Linked DNA regions of Homo sapiens: region 1 is linked to region 2. Evidence: chromatin contacts called from ENCODE Hi-C data. All regions are on one chromosome and are shown on one strand. Each heading gives the region's core, a stretch centred on a gene start or an enhancer-like site at or near the end of the contact. The rest is flanking DNA. Distances are from core to core; before and after follow the strand shown. Region 1 has its middle 110 kb from the start of LINC02027. Region 2 holds the start of LINC02027 (long intergenic non-protein coding RNA 2027).

Region 1 (4,989 bases), core at 2,466-4,965, 110 kb after region 2:
CTAAAAATGTGAAACTAAGCCTTGTGATAATGACCGCAATAGTAAAAAATTAATCTAATGATCAACTCATATTCAAATTTAGCCAATAATATTACCAGTTACTTTGTACAAAACTTTTGAGGTTGCCAATAAACTAATTTTATATTTAACGTTTATTTTTGGAAATGTTTTATCTTTCTATCAATGGAGTTGCTAAAGTTTGAAAACGGCAGAAAAAGTACAAAGAGAAATAATCATTTCCTCCTCTGTGCTGCCTCTGATCTCATACACATGATTTTAATGTGTTTTTATTTGTTTACAGTTCTGTCTCTCCTACTGGCCTGGATGTTCATTAGAGCTGGTACTATTTACGTTCAATTTTTTATCTCTAATGCTGAGTTTAGTAATGCTTGACACATCATCACTGGTTAATTAATATTTATTAAATAAATAAATGAGCCCATAACCCTGAAGGACTTTGGTAACATTATCTTCTTCTCTTTACCAGTTGGGGACTATTGGAATAAAATTGAATGATGTGAACAGGAATGAGGTAATTGATTTACATTGTTCAAAATCTATTGCAGAAAAGTGATAACCAAAAAGAAAATTGAATTCTTTTTCCAACTTTAAGTAGGAAATCAAGGGAGCAAAGGGATGTCTTCAATTCCTTCTGTTACGTGGGAGTCTTTGAAAAGGGTTTTTTCCCTTTTGTGGCTTCAGCTAAAATGTTTCGCCTTACAGAAACAGACTAGATGGTGCAAACTGGTGATTACTTATTTCAGTTTTGAGCATAATGTTGAAAGAGCCATAAAATTGTTTCCCTTCATCAGGGGTGTAATGTGGCAAGTACAGGGGTAGCCATGCAAACTCAGTCCAACCTTTGTAGCCATTTAATTGGATGCTATTGGGTGCTGTCTCTGTGGACCATTTCCCATAAGGAAAGGAATCTTTTCTGTGACCTCCAATGCAATCAAAACTATTTGGCTTAATTTTATCTTCTCCAGAAGAACAGATCCAAAGAAAAATTACAAAAGAAATGTAATAGCACTTTTATTCCTTTCTGCTGGAGGGATTTGCAATGTGACTATTTTAAAACTTACTATTTTGCAAAAGCCAATTTTCTTCAAGAGGCCGTTAGCACTCAAATCAGCAGCACAATAAACTTACCAGAATCAGACTATGTTGAATGACGAAAAAAATTGTTGCAATTTTATAAAGCAGAATGACTTGCTTTGTGATATTATTTATTTATTTTACTATACAATACATGTTAGAATTAAGATGAAATGGGTGTTTCTGGTTTAAGGTCAATGCATACTACATAGTTTGGTGAACCTCGAAGCAGGCACTTCATTATATTTCTTAGAAAAGGCAGTGTCATAAGAGGTAACCACTTGACACCTAAGCCTGACAACTTAATTCAAATCTCAGATCTGTCACTTATTTTTGTAACTTATCTTTGCCTTACTACTTTTCTTGGTAAAATTAGATTAATGTGTGTGTTTATATATAAATATACATATACTATGACACAGGCCATTATATATGTATGTGTGTATATGTGTGTGTGTGTCTGTGTACATGCACCAATATGTCAACCCCAATTATGTTTTCAGGAACTGGTAAATATACACCAAATTGGCCCAGAGAACCACTGGACCCACTGGACTTTGGCAAATATTGGGCATTCACGAACTCAGTTGGCCCATTTGTCTTCCATTCTCCGTATAGCTCCATTCTTTTATTATTATTATACTTTGAGTTCTGGGGTACATGTGCAGAACATGCAGGTTTGTTACATAGGTGTACACGTGCCATGGTGGTTTGCTGCACCCATCAACCCGTCATCTACATTAGATATTTTTCCTAATGCTATCCCTCCCCTAGCCTCCCAACCCCCGACAGGCCCCCTTATGTGATGTTCCCCTCCCTGTGTCCATGTGTTATCATTGTTCAACTCCCACTTATGAGTGAGAACATGCAGTGTTTGGTTTTTTGTCTCTGTGTTTGTTTGCTGACGCTAGAAGAATGCCATTCAGGACATAGGCATGGGCAGAGACTTCATGACAAAACACCAAAAGCAATGGAAACGAAGCCAAAATTGACAAATGGGATCTAATTAAACTAAAGAGCTTCTGCACAGCAAAACAAACTATCATCAGAGTGAATAGGCAACCTACAGAATGGGAGAAAATTTTTGCAATCTACCCATCTGACAAAGGGCTAATATCCAGAATCTACAAAGAACTTAAACAAATTTACAAGAAAAGACAAACAACAACATCAAAAATGAGAGAAGGATATGAACAGACATTTCTCAAAAGAAGACATTTATGCAGCCAATAAACATATGAAATAAAGCTCATCATCACTAATCATTAGAGAAATGCAAATGAAAACCACAATGAGATATCATCTCATGCCAGTTAGAATGGCGATCATATAGCTCCATTCTAAGAGGAGGGGCCATAAAAACTCTTCAGGTGTTCAGGTATCCATGTCAACTCACATTCTCTGTGTAATAATTCTTTGAATATATAAGCATGCTGATTTTCTCAATGAGCAGTCACCTTAGAAAACTTTCACCATGGCTTTGACAATTACCAGTCTCCTTGATCATGAGCTTATAGTTCCTTACCCTTGCCTCAAATAACTGCTTATTAAGGTGTAACAAAAATGTGCTTCATTCTTTGTTTCCCCTCAACTCCAGAATCATGGCTACCTCTTCTTGCTTTTCACTCTCTTTCCTTTCTTGATTTCAGGCTTGTATGTATTTCAAGCATCTACCCCAACCCTTCCCCCATATTTTGCTCCTAAACATTATTTTAGCTTCCCAATTCTGGCTTTCTCACTGACACTATGATGCTCCTTTGTTCATGCTTTCTGTTCCAACTAGCCTTCCCAGCAAGAATATCCCACAGCTTCACAGCTGAAATTCCCACTCGTTTTACACTTTCAAACTCTCTAATCTTCCCTTCCCACGGTTGAACTTATTATTTCTCTGAAGTATCAATAAACATTTACTTCTTAATTAACCAAACTAATTTTGTAATTGTGTTTACATTTGATTTTATAAAAGACACGGTCACCTATATTATTGTTTTCTTACTATCATCTTCTAAATTGATTAAGATTATCTTCACCACCTACTTTTTTGTTTTTGTTCTGGCTGCCAAAACAAAAAATGACTCAAAATTTGAAACACTGTAACACATTAGCACATCCCCTTAGAAATACATGACATTTCATTCTAACTACTCATTCTACTTAAATATTTTACGCCCTAGGATACTCCACTGTGTCCTATCTCATATCTTTATGGTTTTCTGACACTTTATTGATAACATAATATTCACATAACAAACAGGTTTAGCATTCTGATATCTTCCTTTTGAATTAAACTCTTTATCATTATGAAATTCCTCTCTTTAGATCTAGTTATAAGTTATGACTGGGTTCTATTTTGGTAAGACTGGAAACTTCTGGCTTACTGCTGTTCCTAAGGTGTTGCCTTCTTTCTGGGGCTTTTAAATAAGGATCTTTGTCACCTCATCACTGCAAGATTACAGGATATATTGAATTCTGCCTGTTAGAAGATTTTAGCTCACTTTTTAATATTTAACCGCACACTGCTTCAAATTTTGACAAATGCCTTGAGGTAAAGAATAGACATGTTTGTAAAGACTCCAATATGTCACCTTAGCCCCGCATGAGAAGCAAAATGCCTCATGGTTTCCTGTCCCTCATTAGTGTACGTTTTTTTGTTTGTTTTGTTTTGTTTTTTTAGGCACAATTCCTGAATTCTCAAGCTCTGACTAACTCTAGTCACTTGTAAATGATAAGTGTTCACATGTAGAAAATAGAAAATAGCTGTATATCCCCACTGTCAATGCACCACTTCCTTTAATGCCATTGTGTACAGCCTCTTTTGTTGTTTCCTTACCCTAGATGGATGGGTCTCCGTTTCTAAGTACTGTGAGCTGTGGGCCACTTAACTTATTCAGAATTCAGAAAACAAGCCACATATTCAAGGCCCCTAAGTCTCCAATTTTGTTACTTTAGCAACCTTTGCCACCACTAAAAGTTCTGTGATTTAGCTTTTGGCCCAGCAGGAGCTCATGGCCTGGTGTATGCCCACATCTGCAGCCACACCCAGGACCAGCAAATGCATACAGGGAAAAATAACAGCTGCCAATTGTCATATTCCCTCTGAACAGTTCTCTGTTCTCTGTTCTCTGGAGGTTCTGTTAGTCCTCATTACTTCCACGGCTCTTGTATGCTTTTTAAAATGCAATTTTCGCAACTCATCCTGTTTCTCTAGCAGTTGTCAGAGGAAGCATTGTCCTGACATTACCAACTACACCTAACTCAAAAGCAAGATTTTTGTTTTGTTTTAATCTTCAATTTCTCCCTCTTGGCCACTAGTTTTCTTCTCTGTAAGTTGAAAGTTCTATCCAATCCTACTTAATACAACTTTCAACACTTATGAAAAAAATACTGTCTTTCTGGCAAGGCTCACCTTGAGTTTGTTTGTCCTAAACATGGAATCAGTTGTTCCACTGCGAATCCTGATTCCTGTTAGTGAAGAATAGCATTAGAGAATTAGGGGCTGAAATCTTGGCATTAAGATTGTATTTCAGATTGTTTCTTGTGACAGCTAAGTAAATGCAACCTGAAATGAGTTATAAAAGGTTATCCGTGAAAAAAAATGATGAGTTCATGTTGACACTTCTATCATGATACAAATATTGCTGCAATAATAGCATATTAACTTATTAACCATTTTTAATAAAATGTGATACACTATTTTATGATATCATTATAGACTTTACCAGATTGTTAACTTCCACTTCTATTTTTCTTTTAACTCGTAGAAGAAGTGTCCAGTCATGGGTTATAAAGTAAGAAAGTCCATTAAGTAACCATTATCAAAATCATTTTAACACCAACTTTCCAGAAAATATAAAAACCTCTTAGCTTTTCTCTGAAAACTGACAAATTCAGTAG
Region 2 (5,673 bases), core at 1,477-3,976:
TCTTCAGCTTTTGTACCCTAGAACTGGCAGCAGCAGCTTCCCGGGGCCTCTTGGGCCTTCAGACAGTAGAATGTAGGTTACACTGCCTGTTTACTGGCTTCTTTCCTTCCCCAACTTGTAGATGGCCTATCATGGTATTTTGCCTTGTAATCACGTAAGCCAATTCTCTGTAATAAACTCCTCTTTATATATACATATATCCTATTGGTTCTTTCCCTCTGGAGAATGCTGACTAATAAGTATCCCAATGTATTATATGAGAAATACATTTTATTAAAAAATATCTGTTAAACCTCGAAGATAAAGATTTATTTCACTTCATTTCTGGAAAGTATTTGCTATATAGCTGAGTTGGAAATACCCATCCATATCATGAAACTCATCAAACAAATTAGAAATAATTCCTTTGAGAACAACCTAACTTTATTTTTAAATTTAAATAAACTGGTTAATAAGCATCCATATGAAAATGTTCTCACTTCCGTATTTTAATTTTAAAACAGAAAAATAGATAAATCAATAACAAAGTGACATTTCCCTTCGAATATCTTGTTAAATCTCTCATGTTTTACTTCAGTGGTTCTTAGCTTTAGGGGCAGTGCATTCCCTAACTGTGCTTTTGTTTTCTTCCTTAGAGAGTCTCATACCTGAAACAACACATCTTTTGTCTGAAAAATGGGAGAAATACAACTGTGAAAGGAGAGATGGAAATCAAGGGCTAATATATTGATATTCAGTCTTGTCAATTTCAGAAAATTCTACTGCCTTAGTCCATTTCGTGCTGCTATAACAAAATACCTGAGACTGGGTAATTTATAATGAACATAATTTATTGGCTTCTGGTACTGGAGGCTGGGAAGTCCAAGAAGAAGGATTAGATACCTGGTGAATGTCTTTTTCTGTGTCATCTCATGATAGAAAGCAAGGAAAGAGCAAGAGATTGAACTGGGGTTCAAGCCCTTTCTTTTTGTTTTTTTTTTTTTTTAAGAGAGAGGTTTTGCTCTTGTTGCCCAGGCTGGAGTGTGCAGTGGAGCAATCTCAGCTTACCTCAACCTCCCTCTCCTGGGTTCAAGCGATTCTCCTGCCTCAGCCTCCTGAGTACCTGGGATTACAGGCATGCACCACATCTGGCTAATTTTGTATTTTTTTAGTAGAGACGGAGTTTCTCCATATTGGTCAGGCTGGTCTCGAACTCCCCACCTCAGGTGATCTGCCTGCCTCGGCCTTCCAAAGTTCTGGGATTACAGGTGTGAACCACCATGCCTGGCCTCCAGCCCTTTTGTAACCAGCATTAATCCATTCAGAAGGGTGAAACTCTCATGACGTAAAGCCCTCTTGTCAAGCCCCACCTCCCAATACTGTTGCATTGAGGATTAAATTTCCAAAGCATGCTTTTGGGTGGACATATTGCAGCCATAGCATCTATCTATGGAATTTAGTATCTGGAAATTGCTATTCACGATCAAGCTAACACCTGAAAGTCTTCTTTTTCTTCAATTTGAAGATTTTTTGTTTAAATCTTCTCCTTTGTGTTTTCTATTATCTCCATTAAAATCTTATTGCAATTATATAAAATGAATTATAAAACATTTAGAGACAGGATGTGCTTTCTGGAAATGTTTTCTTAAAGAAGGGGTGTAATTAAATTCTGATGACTACACCTATATGCCTAATTTTAACACCTAACAAAATTTTTGACCAAATTGCTTAACAGTTGATTTGTAAACCCCAGGGTCACAGAAATATCAGAGGCCTAATTCACGTCAACTTAGTCTTATTTATTACTCCATTCAAACCTTAAGTGGGTGGTACCATACACACTTCTCAGGCCAGAATTTACTTTAAGGTGACAGGGAATTGCTTCATGTGTATATCGTCACTTCATTTTTAGCCCTGGGACTCTTCCTATACAGTGGCCACTTGAAATGGCAAGAGTGCCTCAAAAAGATAGGGAAGTGATCATTCAGGGGCCTTCCTCAGTAATGAAACAAATAAGAGCTGATTGGAAAGCAAATAGCTGTTGGAGGTATTCTGTGGGCTTCGCCGAAGATCCCTGCTGAAACAACCCTCTCATAGTGAGGATCGCAATAATTATCCCTTGTACAGGCTTTTTCTTCTTCCTCATCTCATGTTCTCTCTTCCCCAACTCCTATTTTTTGGAATAATCTAATAAACTAATTTAACATAAGACCTTGTTTCAAATTGTGCATTCAGAGAACATAAGCTAAGGGACTATTGTGGAGGCTAAAGCAACTCTATCTTTGATGCCAACCTGCTATGTTGACTTATGATTAACTCCAGTTCAGGAAATGTTTCTAAGATTTTCACTTTCACTAACTTACTGCAAATGCTGCCTTAGGTCAAAACAATCTTGATATTATTATAAATACTCACTTGCCATAAGCCCTACCCTAGGCAATTTCTCTATAGTATGTAAATCCTGGGTCCAGGGGATAATGGCTGGGGATCTATCATCTCATCTCACCACAAGACATGACTTCTGTTGCTAAGTCTCTTGAATGTTTCTTTCTGAGAAACTGGATTTTTGACCCTCTTTCTTCGCCTCAGAATGTTTGGCCTTTGGGGGTAAGTTTGCATAGACCTGCTTACCACAGAATAATCATTAACAGGAGTAACTCTAGAAAGCTGACCCTGAGGATTCTAGAACTGTTTACTCACTGATTAAAAAGTAATAAAGATTCCCCTACCAGTACGGAGTGAAATTGTGATAACTCCTGGCACAACCATTAAGACCCTCATCTATAGTGGACTGGAACAAAGCACAGGTAAAAGGATATCTTTGGATTGTGCTTTTGAACAATTTTGTGTTTGCCTTACTTTACCGTTTTGATAACTTTGTTAACTATTGCTAATTTGTTAACTTCTCTTATTTTAGAACTTATAAAAAAGAAAAAAGTGCACATTCAGTTTAATGAGGTGTTAATTCAAGGAATGCTGTGAGAGTCAGAAGTTCTAAATGCCAGTGTTTAAAAAGATCCATGTCACAGTGATCTTGGGTAGGCTGGGACACACCAGCTCACTGACGGACCTGAAAATGGATTGCTGTGGGACTACAACCCTACTCAGGATATTCTGAGTTATAAGTGGTATGCTTGGTTGTTTTGTCTTACGTACAGGGAGGAGTCACCTAAGGTAAAAAAAAATATATGTATAAATGCCTTGGAAGGGACAAATGACTCAATGTTTGGTCAGGGTTCTTGGAAGGTTTGACAAAATGAGATCAGAGAATAGGAATATGGATGGATTTACAGGAGCGAGCAAAATATGTGTATTTTTTGTGTTTTATATTAATGCCCAGCAAACATTACTCACTATACAGGAAGCACTTAACAATAAGCCAGGTAGACTAGTGTATCTTTACTTGAAGGGATCATTACTTCTCATACTTCCTGTTACTTGTATGATGATTCCTTAAAAAGAATCTAAATTGTAAAAGGGATAAAATCTGTACATTGGTTCAAGAGCTTGAGCTCCCCTTAACCAAAGCTAACTTCACTACTGATAATGCTGAATGTACAAACAGTCATCAGCACAGAACAATGGATATGGCACTTGCTTTTGATATAAATAAATAAATACAAAGTATATAATGATATGGTAGGTGGAGTCCAATATTACAAAGCAAAATTAATCAGTATGACAGAGAGGTGGATGTCTTTTTGAAAAGGATGAACAGAATTTTTGAATAAGAGGAGACTGGAGCAGAGACCTAAAAGAAAAGAAGGAACAAGGGATATGGATATTTGGAGAAAGGATATTTCAGGAAGGTTGAAATTTAAGTTCAAAGTCTCTGGGGCGGAAGTAGGCCTTGTGTGATGAAATAACAGCCAGTATGCCAGTGTAGCTCGTGTAACTGAAAAAGAGAATATAACTATATGAAGCCCACAGTACATTTGGAGGGATGATTATAAGACTGCAAAAGTCTAAGTTCATGGGTATTATTATGAGTGAAGTGAGAAGCCATTGGAGAATTTGAGAAGAGGAGCCATATGACCTAAATGATAACTTAAGAGAATCTCTCTGTGAGGTGCATTTTGCCCATGGAATAATAATAATACCAGATGCAGGAAGTTACTGTAATAGTCTTTTTGTTTTGTTTTGTTTTGTTTTGTTTTTTGAGATGGAAGCTCACTCTGTCACCCAGGCTGGAGTGCAGTGGCACGATCTCGGCTCACTGCAAGCTCCAGCTCCCAGGTTCACACCATTCTCATGCCTCAGCCTCCTGAGTAGCTGGGACTACAGGCGCCCGCCACCATGCCCGGCTAATTTTTTATATTTTCAGTAGAGACAGGGTTTCACCATGTTAGCCCGGATTGTCTCGATCTCCTGAGCTCGTGTTCCGCCCACCTCAGCCTCCCAAAGTGCTGGGATTACAGGCGTGAGCCACCACGCCCAGCCTGTAATAGTCGTAGAGAGAGATGATCATGGTTTAGACTAGGTTAGTACAAAGAAAGATGGTGAGGAGAAGTGGCCAAATTCTGGATATACATTTGCATACACACACACACACACACACTCTTATGTACACATTTTTAAAGAGATCGACCTAATTAGAAGGGAGATTAGGAAGGATGGGCTCAAAAGTCTATTTTAACTCTCAATTTTTTTAGCCATGGGTCAAAGGGATTAATCAGACAAATATATTTTGTTTCTCTATATAATTAGTAACTGTAGAATTTGGATTATATATATAAATGTACATAAGCATAGTAATAGGTAAAAAAATACATATTTTCAGATTAGACTCAACATTCACTTTTATTCAATCTTTTAATTATATGTAAATATTTGGGTAAGCATGATGTGTGACTTGGATTTTCTTTCACACAGCCCAGAGATTCCTTAAAATTTCACTCACAGCTTTAGGGTTAAGAATATGTGTTCTCTGTAGGTATTTAATGCTTATGCATTTTTATTAACTTTTTTCTTTAGATTGCCAATCTTTTTATATTACTTCACAAAGAATTATGGGAAAGGACAAACTGTTTAAACTTTACAAGTTACTATTTTAGAAATAGAGACAGACTTACTGTGACTTTTGTTAGAGATTGCTTTTATGTCATGATTTCAGCTGATGCACTTTCAGAAAACCTGCAACCTGGATATATCACCATGATGTGCGAGATGCCACATCATGAGTCACAGTTGAGATGTAATTCATTTCCACATACACACGTCTTCAACTTTTACAATAAAGTTTATTGAAAAATGTATTTGTTAAAAAGATCAACTTTCCTCAATAATATTTTTCCCTTGATTTTAACATTTATATTCCTTGTCACCGGTTTTCCATTAGTATTTTAAATTGACATTTGAAATGACTTCTCTAAAGATAAGAGTCCAAACAGCAGAGACACTAACCTCCATTCACCTTAGGGAATTCAGGGTGAACTCTTTCATCCCAGGTCTTCTTTTCTTCTCCAGAAATCCACAAATTCCTTACCTCTAAAGACTTCTGCCATCCTAAGCTCTTCCCTGTGTCTTATGCTAGCTTTCCTCTGCAGCTGCCATAAAAATTTTCTATCATATTTCATGGTTTAGCAGATCTAGAATTAAAAAAATGAATTCGTAGAGTTGAACTCATCACCATTTTAAAGTTTCACATAAATGCTTCTCCCACCAAAATATAATATGCTTGGTTGACAGAATGGT

What was found. Hi-C counts contacts between places; a loop is a spot of excess contacts on that map.
Region 1: a loop to region 2 is called in a map of PC-3, with 7 times the contacts of the local background. The contact joins the enhancer-like site here to the promoter of LINC02027 in region 2. A Hi-C loop is called at or near these places in 2 of 168 maps with a recorded cell type or tissue (Caco-2 and PC-3).

The regions. Positions count from the first base shown.
Region 1 is chr3:81,102,161-81,107,149 of GRCh38, forward strand. No RefSeq gene overlaps it. Among named protein-coding and RNA genes, the nearest start is that of LINC02027, 110 kb to the left of the region's middle. Within about 2 kb of position 3,716, at least 2 of the 41 ENCODE cell types and tissues checked have a DNase peak (open chromatin) inside an H3K27ac peak, as active enhancers do; they include PC-3, where a contact is called at or near this core.
Region 2 is chr3:80,991,142-80,996,814 of GRCh38, forward strand. LINC02027 (long intergenic non-protein coding RNA 2027) reads left to right here and starts at 2,727. Exons shown (of 2, transcript NR_132411.1): 1 at 2,727-2,786.